Linked DNA regions of Homo sapiens: region 2 is linked to region 1. The links are chromatin loops, found by intact Hi-C in ENCODE. Cell type or tissue: chondrocyte. All regions are shown on one strand. Links, peaks and the distances in the headings refer to the core of each region. The heading gives the core; the rest is flanking DNA. Region 1 overlaps CDH13 (cadherin 13). Region 2 overlaps CDH13 (cadherin 13).

The links. Hi-C counts contacts between places; a loop is a spot of excess contacts. Peaks named below come from ENCODE experiments on the same cell type or tissue, not always from the same donor. Only the 100,000 strongest peaks of a DNase experiment are listed, where the experiment ranks them.
Region 2: it touches region 1 in a loop (4-fold over the local background); 14 of 110 quality-filtered maps call a loop at or near these places.

The regions. Positions count from the first base shown.
Region 1 is chr16:83,111,625-83,127,146 of GRCh38, forward strand. CDH13 (cadherin 13) reads left to right here. Exons shown (of 14, transcript NM_001257.5): 4 at 13,761-13,877. Among named protein-coding and RNA genes, the nearest start is that of CDH13-AS1, 280 kb to the right of the region's middle. RefSeq lists an enhancer at 3,024-3,626. In chondrocyte, for the core only: no CTCF peak of the experiment used is centred there; a DNase peak (open chromatin) is centred at 5,682.
Region 2 is chr16:83,438,366-83,453,887 of GRCh38, forward strand. The region is part of intron 6 of CDH13 (cadherin 13); the gene reads left to right. Among named protein-coding and RNA genes, the nearest start is that of CDH13-AS1, 47 kb to the left of the region's middle. In chondrocyte, for the core only: CTCF peaks have their summits at 8,589 (motif pointing left) and 8,792; no DNase peak of the experiment used is centred there.

The DNA.
Region 1 (15,522 bases), core at 2,374-10,373:
ATAATTACATTTATGTTTGGTCAGAGCACTCAGGCATTGGATTGGAGAATGGAGTTGAGATGAGAAGCAGTGAAGCACTTGCTGTAGCCATCATAAAAACCTGGATCATATCAATAGATCGTCATAACTTGGCTTCAACAAGAATTCATAAAACCAACTCCTCTCTATTTCATAGTTTCATCATTTTATGGAATATCAAAAACCTAAAGAGAAAGAGAAATAAAAATAAACTATATGAACTTCTCCCTGATGAAGCATTCAGTCTTGTTTTCCTGGATCTCATGCATGTTAAATACATATTTAGATCTAAGCCACTATATCAAGGAAGTGAAAAACTCTTATTCCTTAAATATCAATATGTGCACAAATTTTCTTATACCCACATAATTTTAGTAAAACTTTGGAGAAAAAAGTTTCCAGAGTTCTAGGGCTTTGTTCCATTTTTGGAAACAGTAATTTTAGAACTCTCTGCTTTGCTTTACTTATTCATTTTATCTCCCGCTGGGTTTCCTTCTTGATTTCTATACCTTTGTGTCTGCATTAATTAATTTTTCTTTCATTTATTCACACATGCAACCATTGTGTATTTGGTCTATGTATCAGTTAGGGCAGGCTAATTACTCTAGCAAACCAGCAGTTAACAAGAAACCAATCCCGTTGGCAGGGAACTGCACTGTGTGAAGACATTCAGAGATCCAGGCTCCATCTATCCTAAAGCAAGCAAACAGGCTTTGAGAGGGAGACAGAGACAGAGACACAGAAAGACAGAGAGAAAAAGAGAGAGGAAGTTCTTGGTGATTAGAAATTTGTGTTTCTGTGCGGTATGTGTATACACAGGTGGTATTTTTCTATTTGGAGGGCTTAATGTGTTTTTAGGTGTTTGTGGGTTAGGAGTTAGAAGAAATAGCCAAAAAGGAGGTGTAATTAACCCTTTATCTCTTTCTCTTGATGGGTAATGTGGTTACTTCCTTTTTGTTAGTTTCCCCATAATATTATAGTAAATACCTGAGTGTATTATGTGTGTGTATTTTGATTATTTCTCTGCACTGTGTTCCTAGTAGTTAAATTACTTAGTCAAAAAGCATGAACACTTTAAAGGCTATCAAACATAGTTACATTGTTTTTCAGTAAAATATCTGTACCTTTTTCTTTAGCATCGAGGTATCTATTTACCAGACCTTCGTGAGCACCGTGCAGTTTATTTTTTAAAAATATTTCTCAACTTTATAGTCAGTATATTTGGCTATTAGGATAATTTCAGGATATTTGAGGAGGAACTTTAAGACCGGCTTATAAATTACAGCACTTATAAAGGAGGAAAACATGTGGAACTCATGTCTGGTACACATGATTCTAGGAACTGGTGGTGTTTGGATGGCAGAAGTTACAAGGAACGCAAAAGCAGGGAGCGTGAGCCAACACCAGATTGACCTCAGGCAGCTGATGCTATCGAAGGAAAAAGGGAGGACTTCCATGCAACTCCAGAAAACAAAACCAAGACACCTGCGGTAGATTCTGGTTTAACAAAAGGGAGAATTTTCTAAAAATTTTCTATAGATTTGGTTACTTCACAAAGCATTGAGCACCCCAGGATAAAAGAATCCAACTGAGAGTGGCAGCTTTACTCTTATTAGAGAGAAGATTTCTCTATTAAAGACAAAATCAAAGCGAAATCACCAACATCTTACTCATTTACTTATTAGACACAATCGTGGAGCAAATACTCTGCACCAGCTACTGTGCTAACTCCGTTACCTGGATTACTCAAATTCTTACAATAACTCTATATTTATTTCATAATTGCTTTATTTAGTAATATTTTAAGTGCTTTTTAGACACCTGCTCTATGCCTGTCTTGTGCTAGGCACCAGGGGGCGTAGCAGCAGACCAGGAAAATGTAGAGTCTGCCCTTACGGAGCTGGGAGCCTTGCATGAAAGACTGGCACTGACGACACAGTGGCACTGAATGAACGTGTGATCAGAAGCTGAGACAGGGCTCTAGGGGAAAAAGGCAAAGTGCAGCCAATCCTCATAGCAAAAGAGACCGAGGAAGCCTAGAAGTGGTGCTTGAGTGGAGAGTAGAAGGATGGGTGGGGGGTTAACCAGGCACAAGAGGGGAGGGACGGGAAGGGAAGTCACAAGGTGAGAAGCCCTCAGACAAGCACCTGCAATTGGAGGGTGCGTGCAGCTGAGAAGCAGAGCCAGGAGGACAGTGATAGCACTTGAGGTCAGAGTGGTCATCGGGATCCAAGCCTGCTGGATCTTCCTGGCCTTAGGAAACCCAGAGGCTTCATCCTTTGGCAAGGGGAAGCCTATATACCCTGTAGGCTTAATGACGGGGAGAAGAATGTTTGTAAAAGATCTCGCTGGCTGCTGAAGAGAGAACATCTGGAGTTAACTCTCCAATTTCAGACTCCCCTGATGAAAACTGTTACTTCTGTTCTCCACTCCCTTATTTGGGCAAAGCAGTTTATTTTCTACCCGAAGCATATCTACTAATAGAAATGACTGAGATATTCATTACGTTAGGAATGTAATGTAATGATTCTTAGATGGTGATTCAGATGATTAGTTATTGGACCTTCGATGCATTTTTTATTTTAATTTTGAGATTGGCCGTCCCCAACGCCTCTGATGTGTGACTTTCATTACTGGAGATGTTGTTTCTGATGTTGCTGGCGGTCCCTACTGAAAAGGATGCATGCATGAAGACTCAAGGCAACAGTGACTTGCACCCATTTCTAACAATGACTTGCACCCATTTCTCCCGTATGGGGGTGCTTGATAAGCACTGAGTGGTGTAATTTACAACAGCTTATTGGCTTGATGCCATCCTATGAATCCACCAACCATCATCTTCTCTGACCCTTTAAAATGACTTCCCTCACACCCCCTGCCATGAGATGATATGAAGAACTAACAACAGATAATTTCTATATCACCACATTTTATTATCAGCATAATTCTATACAGTAAATCTGCAGTGGGTGACTTAGTTTTGCTGATATGTGGCCTCTAGAATATTGGGAAAATAGATACATGGAAATTTAGGGAGCTTGTATCTTGCCTCTCCAACCTTTTAAATTTGCTGCAGAAAGTTGGATATTTGTTGGGTTTTTCTTCCTTAAGTAGGCAAACTTCAGCCCCAGGAGGCAATGAAGCAAACTTTAAATGTAGCCCCAGGTACTTCAAAGCTGGCTGAACCATGTGTTTGATTGCATACAAAATGTGAATTGAGTAGCACAGAACTGTCCTCCTAGCAACTTTGTAGCACAATGAGATCAGCTGCAAGAACGGAATAAATTGGAGATTGGCTTCTGCAGTTCCATTCATTTGCAAAAATTTGCAGACAATTAAGCTGTCCCCCTGCAGTATAGGTAGCTCCTTTTAGCCAGGGGCTGGAGATTTGTTCTCTCTGGGAAAATGTTAAAGCTGTGATTATCTAGTTATACCTGAATAAATGGATCAAAGGACCTCTCCAGCCAAGCACAGACCTCCTTGAAAAGGTAGTCTCCAGCAGCAACCCTGGGGAGGTTTATAGCAAAGTGTTTTTAGAGCAGATGGTTCTGGAGTTACAGAGGCCAAAGAGCTGAATGACTTGGGATGAGTCTTTTACATCTTTTAACTTCAGGAAAACAGCCATGGTGGTTCTGCCAGCAAGTCGTTGAATGGATTAAGTGAGATAATCATACAATGTGTTTAGCACTGTGCCTGGCATGTAATAAATACTCAATAAATGGCAGTATTTTCTATGGCAGACTTGGTGAATCCAGGACTAGGATCCCAGGCAAATCTTAGGGTTATAAAGGTTAGAAGGAACCAGGTTATGTCATCTTGAGTCTAGAATATAAGCTTCAAACTCTCCAAAGGAATAACCCTCAGGTCCTTGAACTCAAACCCGAAGCATCACATCTTTGCGTGAAGCCTGCAAAGGCTCGCTATTGCCTTGGAAGCAAATCCAGTCTTCTTACCTTGACTTACAAGACTGTCCATAATTGGGCTGGGCTGACTGCATGAGTCTCACCTTTCACTGTTCTCCCTTAATTCCCTGCCTGCCTGGAAGACGTATTTCAGCTTCTGCAATGCTTTGCCTTGCTAAAAATATCTCCTCTTAGCAAACAAGTTTGCCCAGAAGTTATGAAAGTAGGAGAGGGAACAAAGATGATAGAGGTTTGTGGTTTGTTTATGAGGTTTTCACTATTTCTCCCTATCACTTTTTCTATTATGCAAAGCCAGGGTCCAGGAGGGCAGAAAGAGGGAATGAGGACAAATTATCTGGACACTGTTTGTCTGTTTGAATGTCAGCGTATTTAGGAGATCCTCCAACAGGTGGCCAGCCCGGGTCAAGCTGCGTCTGGCCTTGTGTTCAGGTGTGCAGGAAGTAGGATCATTCCTCTCAAATCTCACCACTTCCTTCAGTTGGCTGTTAGGGAAGGCTTTTATGCCCTTGGCTGGGTGTGACGGAAAGGGGCAGGGACAGACAAAACTTGGAGTGCGGTCCCAGCTGTAGAATGCCAGTCTGGCAGACATAACAAAAGTGAGCACTTCTTCGCTTTTGGGACACCTTCCCCATTTGGTCTTGACATTGAGCACCATGCTTTGGCAGGTGTCAGAGGTTGGCTCCCGGGAAATAGACCACGCAACCGGGGAGGTGTTATCAGCATCCATACCTCACGGGGAGGGAGGTCAGGGGGATGGGGCGGGGAAGGAGGCTGATGGAGGAGTTGCTGACTGCAGGTAGCTGGAGGCCTCAGCCTTCCTGGGCAGCAGGGATACGGGCAGGGATGTCCCCTGAGCATGGTCCCACCTGGAAGCCAGGGGGCTGACCTTGACACACTCCTGACCAGTCAGTGGATGGCGCTGCAGCCCCTTCTGTTTAGTCTTCACATCAGCAATGAAAGAGGGTGAAGTTCATGGAAATATTGTGGGGACATATCGCATGGTTTCTGTTCATGAAATGTCCAGAAAAGACAAACATATACAGCCAGTGGCTGTGGTAAAGTGGGAATGACTGCTAATGGGCATGAGGTTTCATTTAAGGGTGATGGAGATGTTCTAAAATTATATGTGGTGAGGATTGCACAACTCTGTAAATTTCCTAACAATCACTGTGTTACACACTTAAAACGGGTGAATTTCATGGTACGTAAATTATACCTCAATAATACTTTTAAAATACTGCAGGCGAGAGGGGCTCCAGCCAGAGAAATTGACTCCAACTCTCCCTTTCCACAAATCAAATGCTCAGATTTGCATTGTGGGAGGAGCCTGAGTGTTCACTGCAGGACAATGTAGGTTCTTCAGGGAGTGCAGACCACTTTCACATGCAGCTTCTCATTTCGTTCTGATAACCTAGAGGACGGGCAAATCATCGTAGGACGATGAGCGCTGAGCTACAGTGAATGTAGCTTGTTATCTTACGACAGACCTGGGAGAAGGAGGAAATCCAACTAATTTATTTACTTTTATCCCTTTGAGTCTATTCTCCACAAAGCAGCTATGATCTGTTTTATTGCAACTGGACTCCTCAGCTCAAAACCCTTCCAGGGCTCACTCCTCATGCGGAGTAAAAGCCAGGGCCCTCTCCATGGCCTACGTGCCTCTCCAGGGTCTGACTTCCCTTCACCAGGTCCAGACTGTCTCCTTCACCTCACAGCGCTCACCTTGCCCACGCCAGCAGCTGCCACACTGAAGCTCCGCCATGCCCGGTAGGCTTCTGCTGCTGGCAGTGCCTCCTCCTCCTGCCCCCTTGGCCCATTCTTCCTCCATCTTCCACTGCCATCTCCTCGGTGGACCGCTTCTTGCCTCCCTGTCTAAAACATCAGCACCCTCTCCCCCTGAGCACTTCCAGCCCTCCTCCCTGCTGATCTTTTTTCTCTTGAGCCATATGTGTTCTCTTTCCCTTTCTGTGGTTTGCCCCCTCTCTCTACAATTGAAGCTTCATGAGGGCACTTGCTTCTTTTAGGCACTGCACCATCCGAGATGCCTAGAATTATACCTGGCAGAGAGAAAGGGCTTGGTTGATACGTTTTGAAGAAATGAATGAAAGAATGAATGAATGACTTAGTTAATATGAATCTATTCTCTCGCTCCTTCTCACGTTCTTTTTCTCTTCCTGCCTTCCTGTTTCCCTGGGCCTCCACCCTCCCTTCCCACCCTCAACCCCTCCCCTGCCCCTCACTGTTTCAGGGGTCTCCCCTTTATTTCTGATATGTGTTCTTTGGGGCGAGTGTTGTGGTGCTTCCAGACAGCGTGATACTTGCTTCCCCTGAGATTGGGAAACAGGGAGGAAAGCAAATGAGGTTTTAACCTCAAATGCCCTAAGACAGGAAGATGAAGACCTTGCTTAGCTGCATGAAACCGGAGATCTTTGTGTAGGGATGACAGTCCTCCTCTAATAGAATCCAGCATGCGTGAGGCTCCCTGAAGACACAACACTGCCCCTGTGATGGAAGCAAGGCTGGATGAGGCTGCAGCAGGCCTCGGATGACCTAGGCTAAAGATGCTGCGGATCACTGTCCGGAGACTGCTGTGGGGGGAATCCCACAAGTCACACATGGTCTGGTGTTGGTGGCGGCCCCAGAACCTCACTCTCCTCTGCACACCTCTGCGTGCCTACGTCTGTTCCTGTGACTGAGGGGATTGTGTTCAGCACACTGGAAGTGCGAAGACGTGTGGCATATGTCCGTGGGTCTAGGCAGCTGATGCATGTCTGTTGCATGTACATCTGCTCGTGAGTGTGTGTGTATGTGTGTCTATCAGATGGATTCTGGTGTGTGTGTAAACCCGCATGTGCATAAGTGTGTGCATTTGATGTCACAGAGAACATTTGACATCTGCACGCGTCTAGTAAATCTGGAAAGCTGGAAGGGGCTGCGTGTCTACATGTGTCTGTGTTTCAGATCTGGCCTTAGGCCATCCACAGCCGAATTACTCACTCCTGATACAGACTGAGTGGCTCACCCTCATTTTCTCACTTCCTCCGTCCTGGTGTTAATAAGACTCATCCTTCATTTTTCTACCGTTTCTGCAGTTCTTTAGAGAGTGCAGACCACTTTCACATGCAGCTTCTCATTTCATTCTCATAACCTAGAGGACGGGCACATTATCCTCCTTTACAGATGAGAAAATTTCCTTCAACCCCTCTGTGTCCTGTCTCGAGGGGAGCAGTATTGGGCCTCTTCTCTGAGGCTGATGTAACTGCTGATTCCTCTCACACCTCCTGTGGGCATCTCCTCTGCTCTCTTGCATCTTCATTCATTCTGTGTTTCTTTCTTCACCACTGTGCTTTCTTTCCTCTGACCCCTTCTTCCTCAAGGTCAGCCCCATTCCTTGTCTCCCATTTAACTGAAGAACTTCTTTCCATAGCTCTCCTTTTCTTCTATGCCAGAGTCCTCACTGTCCATGTAATCGCCTAGCACACACCAAAAGCTGCTCTTTCTAAATTCAGCCGTCATCTGTTCATGGTCAAGCCTAGCAGCCTCCGTGATTTTGGAGGAGACCTCTGCCTTGTGTAACGTGGCTGTGCACTGTTCCTTTTTGGAATTCTCCTCTCTGTGCTTCTGGTTTTTCTGCTACGCTGACTAAACTTTCTGTGGCCTTTGCTGAAACTCATCAGATGGTTACGTTCCTCCCTTTTCCCTTTTCCCTCTTCCCATAATCTGGGTTGTGCCATTGTCTCCATGTCTTGCAGCTACTCTTGTATATGAGTGATTGTGACATTTGTCTCCCTCCTGAATGCAATTCCTCATGTCCCCTAGAAATCTCTGCTTCACGTCCAGCAGGCTCCTCAACGTCAACAGGTCTACTCTAGCACTGGTACCCCAAAATGCCTTTTTAAAAGCCTTTGCCCACTTGGTAATGGCAACACCAGAAGTCAAGAGATCTTATTACCTCCCTCCTTTACGCTGATCTTCAGTTCTTTCCCATACACTGCTCTTCTGCCTTTTGTAACTGTCTCTTGAATTGATTACATTATTTTTGTCACCACCATTTTTGTGTTGTCCTTCTCTGAGTTTCTGGCCACGGATTGGCACCCTCACAGGCTTCATGCATGAAATGACAGATGCAAGTACACCACACGCACAAACACAGAGAGTTGTCCCGAAGCAGGGTATATGGATGTCAGTCAAATCATGTATGATGGTTCTTACACGGTCCCAGTCATACAGAAACATATGGCAGAACACACAAACTCATTAGCACAGACTCGATCAAAGGTGGGTACAGCCACAAATATAGAAGTAGACACTTGGCCACAAACACATACTTATAGATATACACATAAATCACAGGCAAAGATAGAAGCAGAGCCACAGGCCCAGAAACGCAGAGCCATGGATAAATATTCACTGAAGTTTCTCCTAATGTCAGACAAAAACTTAAGCATCAGAAGAAGCAGGATGTCCTGACTTCAGTCGTTCCTTAAGATGCCCACCGTGACGGGCCCAGAGAGTCGACATGCACATGGTGACTTCTCTACAATCAATACCTCCAGCAGCCCCCGAACCCTGTCCCTTCCAGGTACTGTTTTTCCCGAATCAGAGCTTCCTGCTTCTTTTCTTGGGCACTTTAGATCCACGGATTAACACAATTGTGCCACTTGCCATACTTCTGGGATGCGCCGTAATAATCAAGGAAATGGATGGGCAGCTGTGGAGTTGATGAGCTGGTGAGCTGGGAGGACACCAGAGGTAGGATGGGGATGGGATTCAGGGAGCTGACCACTCTGGACACCCGTGAGGACAGAAATATCACCCATTTGTGGGTATGAAAACACAAGAAAGCAATTCATGACACTCTATGCAAGGTTCATTATTGATGACACGGTGTGCTTTGTCATTACTTTGGACACATTTAGACATACATTGTCATCATGAACTGAGGCCTATGTTTGCTCTAGGATGAAGCCCATTCACCAGTCCTTTACATCTGCACAAAGTTTACGTCTTTTTAAAGTGTTTCTCTAGACCAGCTCTCATCTGAGGCTCAAGATATTTTTTTAATAATGAATGATATTCAGATATTACAAATATATTTTACGTATTTCCTATTTTTGCCACCCTTAACAAACCAACAGAATCTTCATAGATGTTAAATATCAGTTTTGTGTAAATACAACGCGCTCTAATTTTCTTTCTTTTTTTTTTTTTTTTCTGAGATGGAGTCTCACCGTGTCACCCAGGCTGGAGTACAGTGGCGCGATCTCAGCTCACTGCAACTTCCATCTCCCAGGTTCAAGTGATTCTCCTGCCTCATCCTCCCGAGTAGCTGGGATTACAGGCAGGTGCCACCACACCTAGCTAATTTTTGTATTTTTGGTAGAGACGGGGTTTCACCTTGTTGGTCAGCCTGGTCTCGAACTCCTGACCTCGTGATCCTCCCGCCTCGGCCTCCCAAAGTGCTGGGATTACAGGCGTGATCCGCTGCGCCCAGCCAATGCTGTTTCTTTGTTTAGTGTTGGGTTCGTTTTGGGTGGTTGGCTTTTTTGTTCGTTTTGTTATATTATTCTTGCTTTTTCTTCTGTCTTATACAGAATCTAGTTTTCTTTGCCTGCATATTGAGTCCTTTTCACTTCCTAGAGACTAAAGTGTCTCTTACTTAGTCTCTTTCATTGAGATTTTAATATTCTTCTGTGATCACTATAGTGTATACAAAATAGAATGCATTGAATATGATATTCTATATTTTCCTACATAGCTTGTCTTAAATATTCTCTCTGCTAGCTAGGTAAATTGGAGCAGTTTGCATGCAACCTCTCTGAACTTTCTTCATTGATTAAGGAGGGATAAGATTTACTTTGGAGGTCTGTTGGAAATATTTGAGGGGGCTCATGCCAAGTGCCCAGCACATTGGCCAGCATACGCTTGCTGTATCATTATTATAGTAGTTTAGAGTAGTGATGGTGAGGGCATTGGAGTGATGATGATAGTGGTCGGAACATGGTCTTCACAGTTGCCTTATTGGTCATAGCCTAGGAGTATTGCCTACTAACAAACCCAAATGTAACTTTGTCCCTGCTATGGAACATTTAGGATGTTTTCCATTTTTGCCCCTTATAAATCATGTCTCACTAAACGTCTTCCTTCATACAGTTTTATTCTTCTTTTGAATGTAACGTTTGGATGGGTTCCTAGCAGTAAAATTACTGAGTGAAGGGATATGTGCATTCATAAAGCTCTCGATAAATGAATATTGCCTGATTACTTTTCACAAGGGTGCTATGAATTTATACTCCCACCCAAATCAAGAGAATGGCTATTTATAGATGCTTTCAGAGCCTTAGCTTATCTTGTTTCCTGTTTGAACTTTATTACATAAATTTTCCTTTAAAACTGTCACACACACACACACACACACACACACACACACTTTTATGGGGCCTTGGGGCCAAAGATGGAATGAAACTATCATTTATCACATGATTTTGATAGGAAGCTGTTGTTAGGATTGAGATGCTTGCTTCTGATGATGCAGAAGACAGTTTTAATTAGTATGTGGCATTAAATAAGATCAGTTTGCATATTGGAAATGATATTCTTTTTCAATTATCTTTCAGTCCTCTGATCAGATCAAAGAGGAAGTCTCAGCTTGGTGCTAACACGCCTTTAACACCGCTCTGGCCCCTTTTTACCTGTAAGATGAAGAGCTTTCCATAGGCAACAGTTTCTAGCTCAAATTTAATGGTGTCATTAGGTCTCCAGCATGTTTATTTTTATGTTTTCCTTCTTTTATGTGAAGTGATACTAATGTTTTATTTAAAATGATACAAAGTTTTCATTTTGAACACATTTAATTAAAAATATGAGTTACGCATAGAGCAAACACCCTGACAGTGTCACTCCAATAACTGAACTTGTGACATGCTACTTGGAGAGTGCATTCCAACAGTTGCCCCACTGATCATATAATAACAACACGTTTCCCTTGACAATACACTGAATACAAGTCTCCATAATGCCTGACATAGTTTGGGACTTTGTGATTGTCCCTTTATCCCTATTCATTTGTGAGTGTAAGGACCTTGCAGTGGCTCATGAAGAGAGTTGCTTTTTATTTTTTATTTTTAAAATTTTTTTTGAAGACTCTTAACAAAGTATAACCATTTTGAAAATGCCTATCTATTACCCTAGATAAAAATTACCTAGTATCGGAAGAGTATCTAAAAAGATATTCAAGGGGTACAAGTGCAGGCTTCTTACATGCACACACTGTGTAGTGGGAAGTGTGGCCTTTTAGTGAACCCATCACCCAAAGAGTGAACGTTGTACCCAACAGGTGATTTTTCAGCTCTCACCCTCCTCCCACCCTCCCACTTTCCGAAGTCCCCACTGTCTCTTATTCCACTCTGTATGTTCACAAGTACCCATTGTTGAGCTCCCACCAAAAAGTGAAAATATGCGGCATTTTTCTGTTTGAGTTATTTCCTTTGGATCATGTCTTCCGGCTTCATCCATGTGGCTGCAAAAGACATGATTTTATTCTTTTTTTAGGCTTGAGTAGTATTTTATGGCATGTGCGTGTGTGTGTATGAGTATGTGTGTGTGTATATATGTTTTTGTGTGTGTACACATCTTTATAGATATGTTTATATATACGTATAGATATATTTACATATATGTATAGATACAAATATATATATATATATCCCACATTTTCTTTTTTTCTTTTTTGAGACTGATTTTCACTCTTGTTGCCCAGGCTGGAGTGCAATGGCGCGATCTCGGCTCACTGCAACCTCTGACTCTTGGGTTCAAGTGATTCTCCTGCCTCAGCCTCATGAATAGCTGGGATTACAGGCATGCACCACCATGCCCGGCTAATTTTGTATTTTTAGTAGAGACGAGGTTTCTCCATGTTGGTCAGGCTGGTCTCAAACTCCCAACCTCAGGTTATCCACCCTCCTCAGCCTCCCAAAGGGCTGGGATTACAGGCGTGAGCCACTGCATCTGGCCCCACATTTTTTTTTATCCTGTCTTCTGTTGATGGACACTTAGGTTCATTCCATGTCTTTGCTATTGTGAATAGTGCTATGATAAACACACAAGTGCAGGTATTGTTTTGATATAACGATTCCTTTTCCTTTGTGTATATACCTGGTAGTGGGATTGCTAGGTTGAATGGTAGTTCTGTTTTCAGTTCTTTGAGAAATCATCATACTGTTTTTCATAGAGTTTGCACTAATTTACACTCCCACCAACAGTATATAAGCATTCTTTTTTCTCTTCAGCCTCACCAATATTTGTTGTTTAAGACTTTTTAATCATAGCCATTCTGACTGGTATAAGATGATATCGCATTGTCGTTTCAATTTGCATTTCTCTGATGATTAGTGATATTGAGCATTTTTCATATGTCTGTTGGCCCGTCGTACGTGTCCTTTTGAAGAATGTCTGTTCATGTTGTTTGCCCCACTTTCTTTTGTTTGTTTGTTTGTTCTGAGCTGGAGTCTCGTTCTGTCACCCAGGATGGAGTTCAGTGGTGTAATCTTGGCTCACTGCACTGTCCGCCTCCTGGGTTCAAGCAATTCTCCTGCCTCAGCCTCCCTAGTAGCTGGGATTACAGGTACCTGCCACCATGCCTGGCTAATTTTTGTGTTTTTAGTTGAGACCTGGTTTCACCATGTTGGCCAGGCTGGTCTCGAACTCCTGACCTCAGGAGATCGGCCTGCCCTGGCCTCCCAAAGTGCTGGGATTATAGGTGTGAGCCACCGCACCCGGCCTACCCACTTTTAATTGGGTCATTTTTGTTGTTTGAGTTCCTTGTAAATTCTGGATAATAGTCCTTTGTTGAATACATACTTTACAAATATTTTTCCCATTCTCTAGGTTATCTGCTTAGTCTGTTGATTGCTTATTTTGCTGTGCAGAAGCTTTTAAGTTTAATTAAATTTGAATTGTCCATTTTTTTTTTTTTTTGGTCATGTTTGCTTTTGAGGACTAGGCCATAAATCCTTTGCCGAGGCCAATATCTGGAAGAGTTTTTCCTAGGGTTTCTTCTAGAATTTTTATAGTTGCAGGTCTTATGTTTAGGTCTTTAATCCATCTTGAGTTAATTTTTGTATATGGTGAAAGCTGTGGGTCCAATTTCACTCTTAGGTATATGATTATCCAATTTTCCATATGGGTGTTTAGGCCAACACCATTTATTGAATAGAGCGTCATTTCCCTATCATATATTTTTGCCGACTTTCTTGAAGATCAGTTGGTTGTAGGTATGTGGCTTTAGTTCTGGATTCTCTGTTCTGTTCCATTAATCTAGATTTATACCAGTACCATCCTGTTTTGGTTACTATAGCTTTGTAGTATAATTTGAAGTCAGGCAATATGATGCATCTAACTTAGTTCTTTTCACTTAGGATTTGTTATAAAACCAATTCTTTATTGGCTGTAAATCAAATAAAATTTTATATCTAAGCAAGTCCTCCAGATTCCTGACCAGGTGAGTAATCCAGTAGCTTGGCAGATTAAGAACAGCAATATGCAAGCAATGAGGGATGAGTAAATCAAGACTGTCATTGTGAATAGAATGATTTGGAAGTTGGGTGTTCAAATAGCTTAATGATAGTTATAGTGAATAACAATGTCAGCTTTAGTATTATTCTAGTAATGTACTTGGTAATGCTAATAGGGTTTGATGGAATACAGTGAACACTTTCCAAACAGCTGTATGCTTTCCCAACAAAGGAACTCTATCTCGGAGCAGACTGATACATCATTTCAATGGGAGATTTTAATCAATCCTTTTGTTTTCCCTTTTAGGATATATTTAAATTTGCAAGAACTTCTCCTGTCCCAAGACAAAAGAGGTCCATTGTGGTATCTCCCATTTTAATTCCAGAGAATCAGAGACAGCCTTTCCCAAGAGATGTTGGCAAGGTAAGTCAGACAAACAGCAAATGACAAAAACATGTTTTTATGAAAAGATGAGCACAGCAGACTGAGTATGACTGTCTTGGTGACCAGCTGGAATTAGTCTTCATCTGTCTATGATAAGAGACCAAATGGTTTAGTCATGAAAAGAATGTTGGAAGATCATTCATATGCAAAAGAGGAAATTGGAAAAAACCAATAGCAGCTTTGAATATTACGGGATCAACATGGTAGATGATGTTGAAATTAAGCAGGAAGATGTCAATGGTTAAGAAACAAGGCTCATTGCTTTTATAGATTATATTCAGGTGATCACCAGATAGGGCCCCCTAGGATGGTAGTATGTTGACATGTGGCCTTCACTGAGATCCTGTTTTTCAAATATTTAGGTCTACGCGTACCACTGGGTCGGTTTTCCAAAAACTAAACCAGATCAAGGGAATAAAATCATACTAATCATATCCAGAATCGGATATGGAAAACACTGTCCCATGAATCAGAACAATAGCTTTTCCAGGAAGAAATAGTCACTGTTAAATGTGCCAAAATACGGATACTGCCTCATCAGTACATTCTCCCCTCTTTAAGAGAGTCAACATGGAGAATCAAATTTTGAGCAGTTTGTACTTTTTGGTTGTTAGAAACAAGTGCTCAGTGCCGCAAAGGAGAACCAGCACTCAGGAAAAGAGTTTTCTCAGCAAGGCAATTTACTTCTGCGGAAGGGTGCTGCTTGTACTTCTGGCCACTGGGAGAGCACACCAAACAAAAGAGGGAAGGGGTTTTTATCCCTCACGTGGTTAGTCCCTGCTTCTGTGTCCTGTCCCCATTGGCTGGAGTTGGATTGCACAATCTAAGCTGACCTGATTGGCTACTGTTTAAAATTGAATATGGCTAATTAGGCAGGAAGGGAGAGGCTGTCTGTTATGGTACAAGGCATGTTTGGGCATGTCAGGGCACGGCAAAGGCGGGAAGGGTAGTTTCATTGGGAAGAGCTGTTTTGGCTGGAGGGGCAGTTTACAGAATGGGTAGCCAGGATTAAAGAGGACTCTTTCCAAATAAGAAAGAGATGTGAGTCACAGATTGGGACTAATGGGAGAAGTTGTTTATAGAGCAGGTAGCTTAGGAGAAGGGACAAGGAAGTTGATCTCGAGAACAAAGAACAAGGGAGTCAGAAATTAAACGTTTGAAAAGGAACTTACTGTATCAGACATTGGTGAGCCTGGAATTCGAAAAATGGTGGTTGGTTAAATGAATGATCTTAATGGCAGTTGCTGTTGAACTACTAATTCATTAAATACACAGTACATGTGATATGCTGGACTCCAAGCTTTGGACTGGGTGTGAAGAAGCAGATAATAAAGCTAACATGCTAGTGGGAAGACAGAAACAAGAACATTGCAGAGTATGACAAATGCTGTGAAAATCAGCAATGGGATGATGTGAAAAAAAGAGCAAATGGCAGGATGAAGGAGTAGAGGGAGGAGGGAATCTTCACGCAGATGGCTGTGATGGCTGGTTGGAGGTACTGATATTTGAGGGGAGACTGGAAGGGTGAGAAAGGAACAGTTACAGGTATATCTGGTTGAACAGCATCTTTGGCAGAGGTGAGTCTACATTGCAAAGGCCTGAAGATGGGAAAGAATAGCATGTA
Region 2 (15,522 bases), core at 3,972-11,971, 330 kb after region 1:
TATTGCTGACTTACCTTCCTGTAGGTTGATTTAGGAATTGAAGTATGTTAAAGGAATACATTTGAGATGGCACAGACAATAGCACCTAGGGCAGGGCCCGGTCACAGTTGTCTCTTCATAACATTCTAAGTCGAGGTATGTTTATTCATTGACCAACTCCCTGGAGTCTTTATTTCTAGTACAGCTGCTAAATTCAGTCATTCATTAGTCATGTTTTAAGGACAATGGATAGGAGACATTATTTAAAAAGCAATAATACAAAATACCAAGAGCTATTCAGCTCTTTTATACTAGAGCCTGTATATAGTACGTTCTTTCCCACAAATCCCTGTTTTTAAATATTTTCTCCATTTCACAATTATAATCCCCCAAATGACAGAATGGTTGTCTGACAATATTTCTTCTGATGTTGAACATATTTTGTACGTTTGAGACTGTGCCAGAAAGTCTATGCAGCAGTGACATTGAAAGAACAGAACAATCTAAACTGCAGATATTCACAGAGGGCTGAAAACCTACAATAACTATTGGGAATGTTAATCATTTCAAATGGAGGAATTATTAGAGGCAGCACATTTATCATGCATATCCTCATCACTAGCTTAGAGCACCTGGCATAGTTTTTAAAGGAAAGGGAGAAAAAAAAGAAACACTATAATAATGAGAAAATATGCAAGATTTGAAGTCAGGAAAATGTGGGTTTAAACTGCAGCTTCTTCCAATAGCTATGTGATCTTGGAAAGTTACTTCTCCAGTCTGAACCTCCATTTCTTCAACTTTAAAATCAGAGTAATAATAGTAATACCTATATTCTAATGTTTTATTGGAAAGAACGGTGTCTGGCACATAGCAATTAACCCAAGCAATTTACATAGCAATTACTCGTGAAAAAGAAGCTATTAATACTATTTATTGTTATTTTCCCACTGCTGTTGCCCTTCAGCCAAAGAGCACCAGGAACACATCCGTAATTAAGAAGTTGGGTTGATTGCTCATTGCAATGGGAGAGAATATACTATAGGGAACTATGGGATGTCTTAGTAAAAGTGTGTTAGAAAAGACATATAATTTGGGCTTGCATTATTAGCTGCTTTGGCGGAAGGGTCACAAAACTGAACCATTTCTCTGAATTGGTTGCTATTCGGAAGCATGGGTAGTTCTATGACCAGTGCTAAATCTCATCTTTAGGTAGGACAGCCTAGGGTGAGGCTACAGCCGTAATTGGCAAAGAAGCAGCTATTGTTTTAGCCAGGAAAGGCGATGGCTTCGGCAATGTTCAGGTCTGTCTGTGTTCATGCATAATTACGGAATGGCCTTCTTTATGGTCTGATTGACTGTGGTCATAGAGTGGCCTTATCTGATGTTGGTATTCTCTGAAATCATGTTTGACAGGAGAACACCAACATCTAATTAATGTCCCAGGCCAGCTCCTGGAGGTCAGTGGCTACTTTTCTTTTCCCCATCATATTTATTCATATATTTAGTGAGTAGAGTACTGTCAATCCTTGGTGTCCTTTCTCTAACAAAGTCCAAATTCTATGTAAAAAATTCTATGTAGGTCAACAAAACTTAGTAACTTGGGTGTCAAATGTAAAGAAGAAAAGATAGGCTCAAAGGAGAGAGTAGGGCTGATGTGGTAGAGGGTGGACCCACGGTGTCTGTGCAGGCCAGGGTAGGGAGGCTGGCTTTCATTTTAAATGACATCTGAAAAGTTTGTCATTTTAAAAAGTTTGCTTGGTCCCAGTAAGGATGGAGAATGGCTTGTTGGGGATGGAGAAAAAGGGAAAGGAGGTTCAAAAAGTGAAGTAAAGCTTTTATCATTTAAATGTGGCAGCATTAGATGTGGGTCACAGAGTTGTAGACAGGCTTAGGACACGGAAAGGAGTTTGGTTATTCATCTGGCCCAGTTGCCTCCTTTACATGTAGGAAAATCAGCACTGACCAGGACAGATGAAGTGGCTTGTCCACACCCAAATATTTAGTTAGTGCAGAGTGGAGAGCTCCAAGTGGGGGCCAGAGCCCAGAAGACTCCTTCAGCCTTGTGCCCCCAACACTGTGGAATGGGAACTGAATCAGTCGTGGGGAGGAGGGGTCTCTGCAAACGTGGCAGGTCACAGAAGATGGACAGCAAGGGCCAGGCACGGTGGCTTATGCCTGTAGTCCCAGAGCTTCAGGAGGCCAAGGCAGGCAGATCTCTTGAGTTGAGGTCAGGAGTTCGAGACCAGCCTGGCCAACATGGTGAAACCGTATCTCTACTAAAAATACAAAAATTAACTGAGCATAGTGGCGCACACCCGTCGTCCCAGCTACTCAGGAGGCTGCGGCAGGAGAATTGCTTGAACCTGGGAGGTGGAGGCTACAGTGAGTTGAGACTGAGCCACCGCACTCCAGCCTGGGCAGCAGATTGAGACTTCATCTCAAAAAAAAAAAAAAAAAAGCGGGGGAGGGAGATTAATCCTGGTGCCCTTCTAGAACTACCACCTGGCCTTTCTTAATTGTCCACTTGGAGTGTTTGCCAAGCGAAGAAAAGATGAACCCATGACTGTGACCTACCTGGAGGGTAGACATTCTGGAGAGCTTCCCCTCCAACAATGTCCCAAATCTGTGTTCATCCCTGAACACAACCACTGCAGTTCTAGGAAACCAACTTTCTAATATATTTAAGGATGCTTGTCAAGATTTTATTATCTGTTCTTTCATCAGAGAGATGTTTACAACAGCAGAAAAATTTAAAAATAAAAATGAAATGTTTTGAATAAGAAAATAATTAAATTATGGCACAGCCAGGGTCAGTAGTCATCTGGTCGACTGTGGATGGATCTTCCAGAGACTCCTCTCGCCTGTCATTTGTTGGCACTCAATCTCTACCTGTTGTTCAATACTTTGAGTACCACTCTGGTAATGAAATAATAAGAGTGATGGAATACTGTATATCCATTTGAAAGATGACAATTCAATTACTTGGGAAAAACACAATACATTTACAATTGGCAAAATACAAGCTCTAGAACATCAGCTTAATCTATATCTATGTTAAATGTATGTAAAACTTATGTTCCTACCAAATATTAACAGTGACTTTCCCCGATTGGTAGAATTAGGGATGGTTTTAATTTTCCCAATTTTTGGTCAGTGATATTTTCTTAATGTTTAAAAAGGAACATTAACAGTTTTTATGATAAATGAGGAAAGTTTCTTTACAACATTTTTTTGCATGCCATTCCTTAGAGTTGGGCAGCTTTTGCAAGCTGTGAGAAGCCCAGCTCCTGCTTTTCCTGATACGGTTTATGACTCACAGCTGCCACCAAGATGTCAGTTAGCTCTGTGACAGTGAAATGACTTCATTTCCCTGAACCCGGATAGAAACGGTGTCTGGGAAGAGAGAGAGTACCTGGTGGAGCCCTATGAGTAAATGTGATGATGATTCAGCTCTGGACCCTATACTCTACTCCAAAAGGAAATGTTTCAGGGCATCAGAGGGCATGAATTCATGAATGTGTATACGAGGCTTTGTTCAGGATATTTTTAAATATAGAAGTTCATTGATACAACATCCCTATGAGGTAGGGATTATTAAGAGGGCTTTATCTATAAGGAGGCTGGGATTGAGAGGGTTTGAATGATTTGGCCCAGGTCACACCATAAGAGCTGGGAGCGAGATGACAGAGTCTTTTTTGTCCACAAGCAAAATAGCCATGCCTGTACTTGCAGTCGGACCGGAGGAACACACAGGCCAACTCTGACGCAAAGCATGGTTATCACCATGCTCCTCCAATGCCACCTGCGTCTTAGCTCTGGGTTTATTATTCACTGAGTGCCTTAATGGGCACCTATCGTTTATTTTCCCTGGGCCTCAGTTACCTCATCCGTAAAATGAGACAAGAAGGTATTTGAGGTAGATGAACTTCAGGATCCCATCAGCCTTGACGAGTGCAGGATTCTATGTGAATCTAGATGAGATTTATCCAAGGACCTCCACATCCTGCCTCCCACCTCCATGAGCAGCTATTCCAAAGCTACCAGTCTGGTGATTCAGCCAAAGACCCATCATTAAAGAGCACAAAGACATCCTTGGCCAGTATCTTTCTGGATGCTGATGCTTTTCTCCTGAATTGCATGTCACCTTGGAGAACTCAGTGATGGATGAGAGAGATCCAGCTTTGACCTGGAAAACTTTCACATTGCAAGTTTTTTTTTTCTTTTTCTTTATAGATTTATAGTCAATACTTCAGCCTTTCTATGACAAGAAGCTTATATTTTTCTGGACTAGATGTAACAAACGACTTTCCAAGTGATCAGTGACATCCCAAGTTAGGGCTGCATTTTGAAATTGTTCTTTAGAATCTCTAACTTCATTGGGAACAGTGATATCAGAATGTTACCTTAATACTCTGCCAGAAAGGCATGGAGAAGATGTAAAATGTTTATAAATGAACATCCAGTGATGTGCACTTGGTAATTTCATTCAAAGATGTAAAGGAAGAGATACTATAAGGGACATTTCTGTTATTTTGTCAAATGCTATTATTTACTGAAAAATAAAATTTCACCCTATATGCTTGACCTTCAGGGACTTATTTTAAGATCATATGGCTTTTCCTAAACAGCTGAATTATTTAGTGAGATTGAACTCTCAAAGACTTTAAAATAAAGCCCACCAAAATACCAGCCACTCTGCAGTGCTACAGCTGTTCAGACCTCAATCTGCATATTTCATCTCAGCAGACTGAAGTTTGCAACTGAAAAATCGCTCAGAAAATACTTATCACCTTCCATGCCAAACGCAGAAAGGAATTTATTTGAAGCTGAGAATGTGATAGGGTGGGTGACTTACTCCCACAGTGATGCTTAGAATGGTGGATGGAGTTCTAGCTGCGTTTTTGCTGCTTCACCCCTGGGGAGGCCACGCCTCTGAGAAAGAGGCTGGGAGGCCCTTCCGCAACAGGTGTTCAGGTATGAGTGAAAGAATCTAAGGAGTGAGCTTGGAGCACTGCACCCACAGACAGGACCATCATTAGGAGCACATTCTCAGTGCGTGTTGAATGTTACGAAAAGGTTTGATTTATACATTTTTGACCTAAATAGAATTTAATCAAAATGTCTAGAGAATTTTTACGGGTTACTAGCCCCTCACTTTTTCTGAAGTACTAAAAGCAGAATCAGGAATTCAAGATTATCATGTTGAGTATAAAGCACTCTAGTCTTCCTAAAGGAATCAGTGTCAGACTGGGCTGGTGGTTCACACCTGTAATCCCAGCACTTAGGCAGGCTGAGGCAGGAGGACCACTTGAGCCTGGGAATTTGAGGCCAGCCTGGGCAACAGAGTGCGAAGTCCCTACGAAAAAAAAAAAAAAAAAAAAAAAAAAAAAAATATATATATATATATATATATATATATGGAGAGAAAGAGAGAGCGAGAGCAAGCCAGGCTTGGTGGCATGTGCCTGTAGTCCCAGCTACTCAGGAGGCTGAGGTGGGAGGATCATTTGAGCCCAGGAGGTTGAGACTGCAGTGAGCCAAGACTGCACCACTGCACTCCAGCCTGGGCAACAGAGGAAACCGTTTCTAAAAAAAAAAAAAAATCAATGGTACCTCCTATAGAGTCAGGTGATGGTGTTGATTATGATGATGATGGCAAAGACGGTGGTGAAGGTGATGGCGATGATCATGGTGATGATGATGGGCTGATGATGACTGTGATGATCATCATGGCAAAGATGACAATAGTGAGGTTGATGATGGTGAAGATACCAATAGCAACAATGAAGATGTGGCTGCTGATGTGACAAAGATGATGATGGTGATGGTGATGATGGCAACAGTGATGACAATGATGATGATGATAATGATGACCATAGTAATGATGATGATGATGACGATGATGGTAGAGGCTTACATTGATTGAACCCTTGCTAGGTAACAGATATGTTAAGCACTTAAGCCCTGAGTGTTCATTATCTTATTTAATCTTCAGCACCATCACATGAAGTACATGCTGTGATTTTCCCATTTTAAAGATATTGAAACTGAAGTTTAAACTCGGTAAGGAACTTGCTCAAGGACAATACTTCTTAAATTTTGCTATACATTAGAATCACCTGGAAAGATTTTTTAAAATCTTGACCCAGAGGTTGAGTAATGTGCTCAAGGGCACCCACCTGATGAGTGGCAGAACCAGGCTTTACAACCCAGTCACTGAGCACCAGAACCATGTCCTCTCTTGTGAAGAGCCAGTCATAGTGCCCAAGGAATTTTCAGGGCCATCATTGCTCATGTCCCTCCGGTGATGCTGTTTTTAATAATAGTAACTGGCGAGCTGGAGTATAATGTTTTGGGTAGCATGGCAGATCTTTGTGGGGCAGTGTGCTGAAACCAGCTTAAATCTCTGACTGCCGAGTTAATTTATTTCATTCATAATATTCTGTTCGAAATGAAAATATTCTCATGGTTGGTTTTGCCTGAAGGTATAAAATTCCCCAAATCAGCAAATCAGCAAATCAGCGCTTTCCTCTGATGAAGGGGGAGTTCACGGAAGACTCCAAAAATGGACCAAAATGCCTCTGTTCCCACGTTGCAGGTAGGAAATTAAAGCTCTTAAGAAAGGATGGCATTGTTTATCCATATTCAGAAACCACAGGGCTGGGATTTTTTTCAAATGAGGCCATGCTAGTTAATTAAGACTTTGCCTTTCAGGGATTATTTATATTCTTAATTTTTGATATTTTTCATGGCAGTGGAGTCTGAATAAACTCACAGGTGTGACCTCCTTCCATGCCAGCTACTACTCTCTCATTTAATCCTCATACAACACTGACATTTGAGTAATAGTTTTCCCATTTTGCAGCTGAGGAAACTGAGGCTGCGAGAGTTTATAATTTATAAAAGCTTTTATAATTTATAAAAGCTTTTATAATTTATAAAAGGTTTTATAAATTATAAAAGGTTTGCATCATTTTCACCTACCCGAATCATTCTTCTACAAAAGAAGAAAAGTTATTTCAGAAAAGCTTCCTAAGTTTTCCCTAAAATGAATTTCTGGCCTAGAAAATCAGATCCTGCTGTGTTCACACTTGGCCTCAATTTCCTCAGGCTTCTGGGTCATTAAGGAGGAGCTTTATCACCTGGCTGCAGGGTGGAGGAAGCCAAGATTCTGGACCGATAGCCTCCCACAGCTGCGTTAGTATTCCACAAAGGCGCAACCAGAAGATAGCAAGGAACTTTCACACTTGGCTTTAATTTCTCTCTGCACATTTTGTTAGCGATAAAGACCATCATGTTTTTTCTTTCTCCACCTTTTTTGCTTTTAGAATTCTGAATAGATGTTTTCATCACGTGGCTAAGTAAAACTGGAATAGCTGAGATTTCCAGAATTCAGTTAGAAGATCTGATAAGCATCTAAAACTTGTCCTAAGGTAGGGGGAGAAGTGTTTAGCTTGGAAATATAACTCGGAGTTCCCAGTCTTCCTCAAGTAGGTACTTGGGGAGATACTGAAGTAGGAGGAAGATGATTCCTACAAACCACGCCGAACAACAGACAGTTCAGAGATCTTTGTGCCTCTTGACTCAAAAAGGCAACTAAAAGATTTCTAAAGCATTATCCCCATCCCTCCCCCATCAAACTTTTTTATTGGGTATAGAAAAACATGAGGAAGGTCAGGTGCTGTGGCTCAGGTCTGTAATCCCAGCACTTTGGGAGGCTGAGGTGGGGGGGCAGATTACAGGAGGTCAGGAGTTCAAGACCAGCATGGCCAACGTGGTGAAACCCCATCTCTACAAAAAATACAGAAATTTTCTAGGCATGGTGGCATGTGCCTGTAATCCCAGCTATTTAGGAGGCTGAGGCAAGAGAATCGCTTGAACCCAGCAGGCAGAGGTTGCGGTGAGCCGAGATCATGCCACTGCACTCCAGCCTGGGCGACAGAGTGAGACTGTCTCAAAAAAAAAAAAAAAAGAAAGAAAGAAAAAAGAAAAAATTAGAAAGTACCTTCACTAGATTTAGAAGTAAGCCCTTAGGCATAGATGGTCAGCTGAGCCTTTTTAAAAAAGGAAGTTGCTTAATGAGATCGGTTTCCACCACTCAGTGTTAGAGTTTTGTGCCTCCAGTTTTATAAAATAATGTAAATTATTCCCAGCCGCAGAGAAGAAAGGACAGAAAATGAAAATTAGCAGGGTACAGAAGTCCATTCTGCTGAACAATGGAAGAAAAACCACACAGGGATTTGGTACCATTAAACTCTGGGGCAATTTTCTGCTCATTTCTCCATCTCCTCTCTTTCTGGTGGTAATCAAAGGAACGAGCTCCAGATAGGAAAGTCTTCCCTGTAATTAATTTAAACAAGTTCAGTAGACTCCAATTATCTAGTCTGCTACAACATGGAGAAATGACTGGGAAAGGAACTCCTGGGCAACTGGAATGAATTCCATGATGGCTTTATTAAGGAGTACATGTAACAAATCCAAAGTCTTTAAGCTTATCCTTTTGGGGGGCTTTTAAAAGTTATGTCTTTATAATAAAATAAAAGCTGGGGACCATGTTTACCTCTATCTCAAGTGTTAAGCTGAACCATTGATTTATTTCCTTAGAGTGATGCATTACTGCCACCTAATGGTCATGTACCTGCATTGAAGGGGTTAAGAAGTAAGGAAATGATTTAAATAGACTTACCACCACCACTGGTCACCCGTCTTAAAAAAAAAAAAAAAAAAAAACAAAAAACACCTTATAGTAACCTTTTTTTTTTTTTTTTTTTTTTTTTTTTTTGGTTTGTGCTGGATGCGGTGGCTCACGCCTGTAATCCCAGCTCTTTGGGAGGGCGAGGCAGATGGATCACCTGAGGTCAGGAGTTCGAGACCAGCCTAGTCAACATGGTGAAACCCCATCTCTACTAAAAATACAAAAATTAGCCGGGCGTGGTGGTGGGTGCTTCTAATCCCAGCTACTCAGGAGGCCAAGGCAGGAGATTTGCTTGAACCTGGGAGGCAGATGTTGCAGCGAGCTGAGATCACGCCACTGCACTCCAGCCTGGGCTACAAGAGCTAGACTCCATCCCAAAAAAACAAAGAAAAAAAAGTTTGATGGATGAAGCAGATGAGTTACTGTGGATCAGGACTGTGGAAAGCCCGCCAGTTAGACAAGGGATGTTGCCCTCACCCAAAGAGCAGATAAACACCATTGGTGCTGTTTGAGCTGGGCGGGGCAGATGATACCAGATCTTTAGCAAGATGAGTTTCACACCTGTGTACAGGAAGAAGCGTGTGAAAACAGGTCAAGAGGATCCTGAAATAAACCAAGTGTGAGAGTATCAAGGTGACAAAAGGGTAATGGAGGCTGGAATGTGAAGTTAGAGATAATCATTTTTTTAAATTATATTAAATTATATTTTATATTATATATATTAAATATTGATTTATTTTTTATAATTTATAATGATTTATATTAAATATCGACTGTTTGCCAGGCACCATAGTTAAAATGAGATAGACCAGTTCTCTCTCTCAAGAAGCTCCCACATCAAGTAGCCCTTGATGTGATTCACTCTGTGGTCTGCAGAAGTTGCCCCACCTCTCTGGTCCCCAGTCTCCTCTGTTACAGGGAAAAAGATTGCTCTGGGAGTTTTCAGAAGCCCCTTTGACTCCCAATAGGAACTTGCCTGGAGCAGGTACTTCCAAGGGAATGAGAGGAAAAGCACAGTGTTTAGCTGAGATAGGGGTAAATATGGTCCCCATCTTTTATTTTATTATAGAGATATAACTTTTAAATGATAGCTTTGTGTAGGTGATAGTGGAGCTGAGTGAGCTAAAGATTTTTTTTTTAATCTCATGATCTGAGTCTAGCTATCTGGAGTGGAGCAGGAAATGTGGTATCACTGATATGTAAAGAAATCAGTAAGGAGGGGCTCATTTGCAGATAAAAGGGAATAAAACCAGGGCAGGCATGCAGACACCATCATGGTAGCTAGACATATAAATGCAGAGATCCAAGATACCAACTTCAGCTTGGAGGGAGAAACAAGATCAAAGGAAGAGGGTTCAGCAGTTCTGTGCATGACACTGGGTCAGATCTCTTCCCTAGAACAAGATGCTCAATGGCTGTGTGCCCCAGAACAAGGTGCTCAGTGTCTCTGAGCTTCATGTCACTGTTGTGTAAAAGCAGCACTATGATAGGGGCCTCTTCATAGAGCAGCATTGAGTATCTTTGGTTTAACATGAGAAGAGTGACTGGCCCTGTAAGCTTCAGCAGATACTAACTAGTATCATTATAGCTCCTCCTCCTCTTCATGATGATTTATAGAATTGGTCAATTTTTCCAGGGAAAAGCAGTAGAGATGAGAGTAAGAGGATGCATTCATTCCATGCCTGCAAGACAGCCCAGCTGGGGAAGGTGAACTTCAGTGGTGGGGAGGAGTGAAAGGAATAGAAAATAGAGATTTGGGGAGGATAGGGTGGACTGGTTCCACACCTCTGAGACAGCAAAGACTCCAAGAAGTTTCTGAGCAAAGGTCACAGGACTTGATGATTTGGAGGTTACTGATGACTTTCGAAAGAGCAGCCAGTGAGGAATACAGGATTCTTCGTATGGAGACAGATTACAGAAAGAAGTCAAGTGAAGCAACAATATGCTCCTAGATACCGAATTTCCACAGCCTGGCAATCCTCAACAAAAGGGAGACCTGGGCTAGTTTTAGACTCGAGAATAGATCAAGGGCAATGTGTGTATGATCAGCAGGCTGCAGCTTCCATATTAACCTACGTTTTAAATGTCTTACATTCCTCTGGACAAAATAAATCAGCCCGGATGGAATTCGTTGCCACAATGATCTATAATGATCTATGATATGTCTTCTCATTTATAATGTCAAGCCCTTGGAGATAGGAGGCCCTCAATGTTTCTTTGAGACCTGAGATGAGAGGATGATCAATGAAAGTAAACGAAGAGGATCATGGTAAAGATCTCATGGTACCAAGAGGAAAACAACTGATAAACAGGGCTCATGGAAGTCCCTGTCCGCTGGGCAAAGGAGAAACGGCTCCCTTACCTGATCACACATCTTCGTCATGTCCTTCAGGGCCCCAGATCCTGTTCTAATGCAGAGCAGGAAGATGGTGACTTTTTGAAATTTCTGGAAATATCACTCGGTGAATCAAAGCAAATTAATTCTCTCTTTTAGTCACTCTGAGCCTGGATTTCCAGTCCTTGGAATTTCGCTTCTACCAACAGTTCTTTCAGAGTCATTTATGGTTCTAAATACACAGGATGCAGTTCCCACATCACCTCCCCTCATAACACCATGGGATGAATAATCATGGTGAAGACAAGGATCTGTGGCCAAATGATGGTTTCAAGTCCCTGTTCTGCAACTTGCCTAATGTGTCATCTTGGACAAATCCTTTATCCTCACTGCACCTTCGTTTTGTAAATAGGGACGTTAACGCTGGGACGTACTCTGCTGGTTTGTTTTGAAGAGAAAATGAGCTAATGCAAGGGAGAGGGAGCTCAGACCACAGATTTGTGCAGAGAAAGTGCCGAATAAGTGACGGCTGCTGTTTCTGTTTTTATTCTGCGAGGAACTCTAATAGAAGAAAAAGAGCATTTGATGACTGAATCACCGGTCTTCGCTAGCAGGGCAGAGGCAGATAGTTCCCCCGCCCCGACCCCGGGCCCAGCTGCTCATCACTGGGGTTGCAGAGTTCAATGCCGACATCCCAACTCTGACCCAGCACGGTGCCTACTGGGGAAGGCAGATATGGATAAACCACAGCAGCGCCCTGTGATTGATTCTTTGCCAGACGGTGGAGAAAGTGCACATTCCCAGATAGCTCCTGCAGGGAGGTTGCATGATGCCCACAAACCCACCTGTGAGGCCCATAAGCCTGGATGTTCTCTCTTAGCTGCTTAGGCTCTGCCCCTCAAAAGCGGAAATGTTGAGTGTGGAGTGCAGCTTGTTCTATGAATTTGAAGTACGTGGTCCCTGGGGTTGGACCAGCAACAAGTGACTCAGTCCCTCTGAGACTCTGTTTGCTCCTCTGAAAAATGGGTGGTGTTGTGGGGGACAATTTTCTACCTGATGAGCTCCTCATGAGGATCTATGTAAAGGGTAGTATCTGATTCATTACCAGGATTTTGTATGCTTTATAGGCATGCCAAATACAGCTGTATCTTACTTTATTAAATCGAACGGAAAAAAATGTGAAAATCAAGTTGTGTGTTAAATTTGATAAAGAGGGCCAGGGGCGGTGGCTTATGCCTGTAATCCCAGCAGTTTGGGAGGCCAAGGCAGGCAGATCACGAGGTCAGGAGATCGAGGCCATCCTGGCTAACATAGTGAAACCCTGTCTCTACTAAAAATATAAAAAATTAGCCAGGCATGGTGGAGGGCGCCTGTAGTCCCAGCTCCTTGGGAAGCTGAGGCAGGAGAATGGCGTGAACCCGGGAGGCGGAGCTTGCCGTGAGCCGAGATGGTGCCACTGCACTCCAGCCTGGGAGACAGAGCAAGACTCTGTCTCACAGAGAAAAAAAAATTGATAAAGAGAGTTCATGATGTAAAACAGTAGTTCTCAGCCTTGTGTGTGCGTCGGCATCCCCTGGAGGGCTTGTGAAAATCCATATGGCTGAGCCGCACCCCCAGAGTTACCAATTCCATAGGTCTGGGTAGAGTCTGAGAATCTGGATTTTTAATAAGCGCCCCCAGTGATGCTGCTGGTCTGGGGACCACACTTGGAGAAACACCTTCTTCAAGGAGTCACATGTTTCTGAAGCAAAGGAGAATCATTTGTCTTTGTATTACTCTGTTCTCACGCTGCTAATAAAGACATACCTGAGACTGGGCAATTTATAAAGGAAAGAAGTTTAATGACTCACAGTTCCACATGGCTGGGGAGGCCTCACAATCATGGCAGAAGGCGAAGGAGGAGCAAAGTTACATCTTACATGGCAGCAGGCAAGAGAAAGCATGTACAGGGAAACTCCCCTTTATAAAACCATCAGATCTCATGAGACTTATTCCCTATCATGAGAACAGCATGGAAAATACCTGCCCCCATGATTTAGTTACCTCCCACCAGGTCCCATCCACAACCTGTGGCAATTGTGGGAGCTACAATTCAAGATTTGGGTGGGGACACAGCCAAACCATACCACTCTTTTTTTCTTTTGTTTTTGTTTTTGCTTTTTTGAGACAGGCTCTTCCGCTGTCATCCAGGCTGGAGTACAGGCACTATCACAACTCACTGCAGCCTCAACTTCCTGGGCTCAAGAGATTCTCCCACCTCAGCCTCCTAAATAGCTGGGACCACTGGTATGCACCACCATGTGCAGCTAATTTTTTACTTTTTTGTAGAGACGAGGTCCCACTATATTACCCAGGCTGGTCTTGAACTCCTGGACTCAAGTGATCCTCCTATCTTGGCCTCGCAAAGTGCTGGCATTACAGGCATGTGCCACACGATGCCCAGTCCATTTTATTTCGTACTGAAATATTCTTCCTCCTATTTTTTCTTTTCAAACTGAACATCTTTATATTCGAGGTTAATTTAAAATGGAGCCTTCAGTGCATCTGGTATGTGTGTGAATTGGACCCAGCTCAGGGATTTTGCTCTTCTGTTTAATCTTTGCTTTTCCTGTGGACCCATGAGTGTCAGGACTGATATTTCTGATTTTTCCTTTGTGCCAAATTGAGCCTCATCTGCCCGGTCAGCCCTAATGTCACACGCACTCCCCACCGCCTGAGATTACAGGACAGGAGATACATTTCGATTCAAAGTTCTGAAAATATGATTAATCTCAAGACTGGAGAGAGAAAAGTTATTGGAAATATTTTCATAAAAATTAATGTTTATAGTCAACCTTGTGACAGTCGGTAGTATGTCAGCAATTCAGGTAAGGTTGTGTTTGTGTTTTCTTGTGCAGAGGATTTAGCTGCCTATAATCAGTTTCATGAAACCTTGCTCTTACATGACTCATTTTTTTCATTTATTCACTCATTTGTTCAGCAAGTGTTTATATTGATTACTTGGTGCCAAGTTCTATACTAGGCTGTGAAAACAGAGACAAATATAGACATCCTCTGTTCAGGCAATGAGAGCTTTGTAATAAGTTTCTTGTTTTTTAAGGACAAAGGCTTTTATGATTTTAGCATCACGTGGCTCCTCACTTTCTCGGTTCGTTTTGTGTTTGGTTGATGTTTTCGTTGTTGTTTTGCTTGGGGATGGTACTTGTTTCCTGCCCAGCAATTCTTGTAAGTAAGTAATAATATAGAATAACCAGATTTGTTGGGTTCCTGCAAAGACAAACATGATATTTAAAGAAGCTTGCAATTAAATAGAGAAAATAAACATCTAAAAATAGATGTACAATGCAGTGTGATGAGGAACAAGAGAAGTACCTCGGTGAAAGAAATAATGTATGTGTTTGTGATGTCTAGAGAAGTATTCGTGGATGAAGTGATACTGGAGGTGGGTTTTGGAAGGAGAAATCTCTTTCTCATATTATTAGTCTCAGTCAGTTTCCCCTCCTTTTGTTCCAGGAACACCAGCATTTCATTAGACTTAGACCCACTGTAAGCAAAGGGCTTAAGCACAAGTCCCTGGGGGAGAAACTCAACTCTGCCATCTTCTAGCTGTGTGCCTTTGGAAATCACTTAATTTTTGAGCCTATATGATGGAATACTACTCAGCCCTAAAAAGGAATGAATTGATGGCATTCACAGCCACCTGGATGGGATTGGAGACTATTATTCCAAGTGAAGTAACTGGGGAATGGAAAACCAAACATTGTGTGTTCTCATCTGTGGGAACTAAGCAATGAAGATGCAAAGACATAAGGATTGTACAATGGATTTTGGGGATTCGGGGGAAAGGGTGGGTAGTGTATGAGGGATAAAAGACTACAAATTGAGTTCAGTGTACACTGCTCAGGTGATGGATGCACCAAAATCTCACAAATTACCACTAAAGAACTTGCTCAGGTAACCAAATACCACCTGTTCCCCAAAAACCTATGGAAACAAAAAAATTAAAAATAAAATGAAAAACAACATTGATCATGAAAAAAACATGAATAACATTACACCCCACACAGGATTGTTGAAAGAAACAAAAGAAAATATTATTTAAAAAGCACTTAGCATCGTGTCTGACATGTTATAAGCACTTAATAAAATCATAGTTGCCTTAGTTATTATAATTATCACAATGTTGATGGGTGTCCTACAATACGAAGTGGACGGAGTCAGGGCTGGGGAATTGAGTCTATCTGTGGGGTGTGCGTCTGTTTAATGGTGGGGTTCTCAGATCCTTGCATGTACAAGGGCATTGTGAATTGGCTGTATGTGGGCAATGTTCTCTGCCGTACTCCCGAACTTGTTTAAAAAGGAAACTCTTTATCCACCATGTATCTCCACCATGTATCTGTGAGAGCTGGGACTCTGCAGATCACTTATTGGTTCACAGCCTCCCCAAATCAGCCTGCTCTGTTCAGGGGACCATATGTGCCTGATAATGACCCTGCCTTTGTAGTCCATGGTC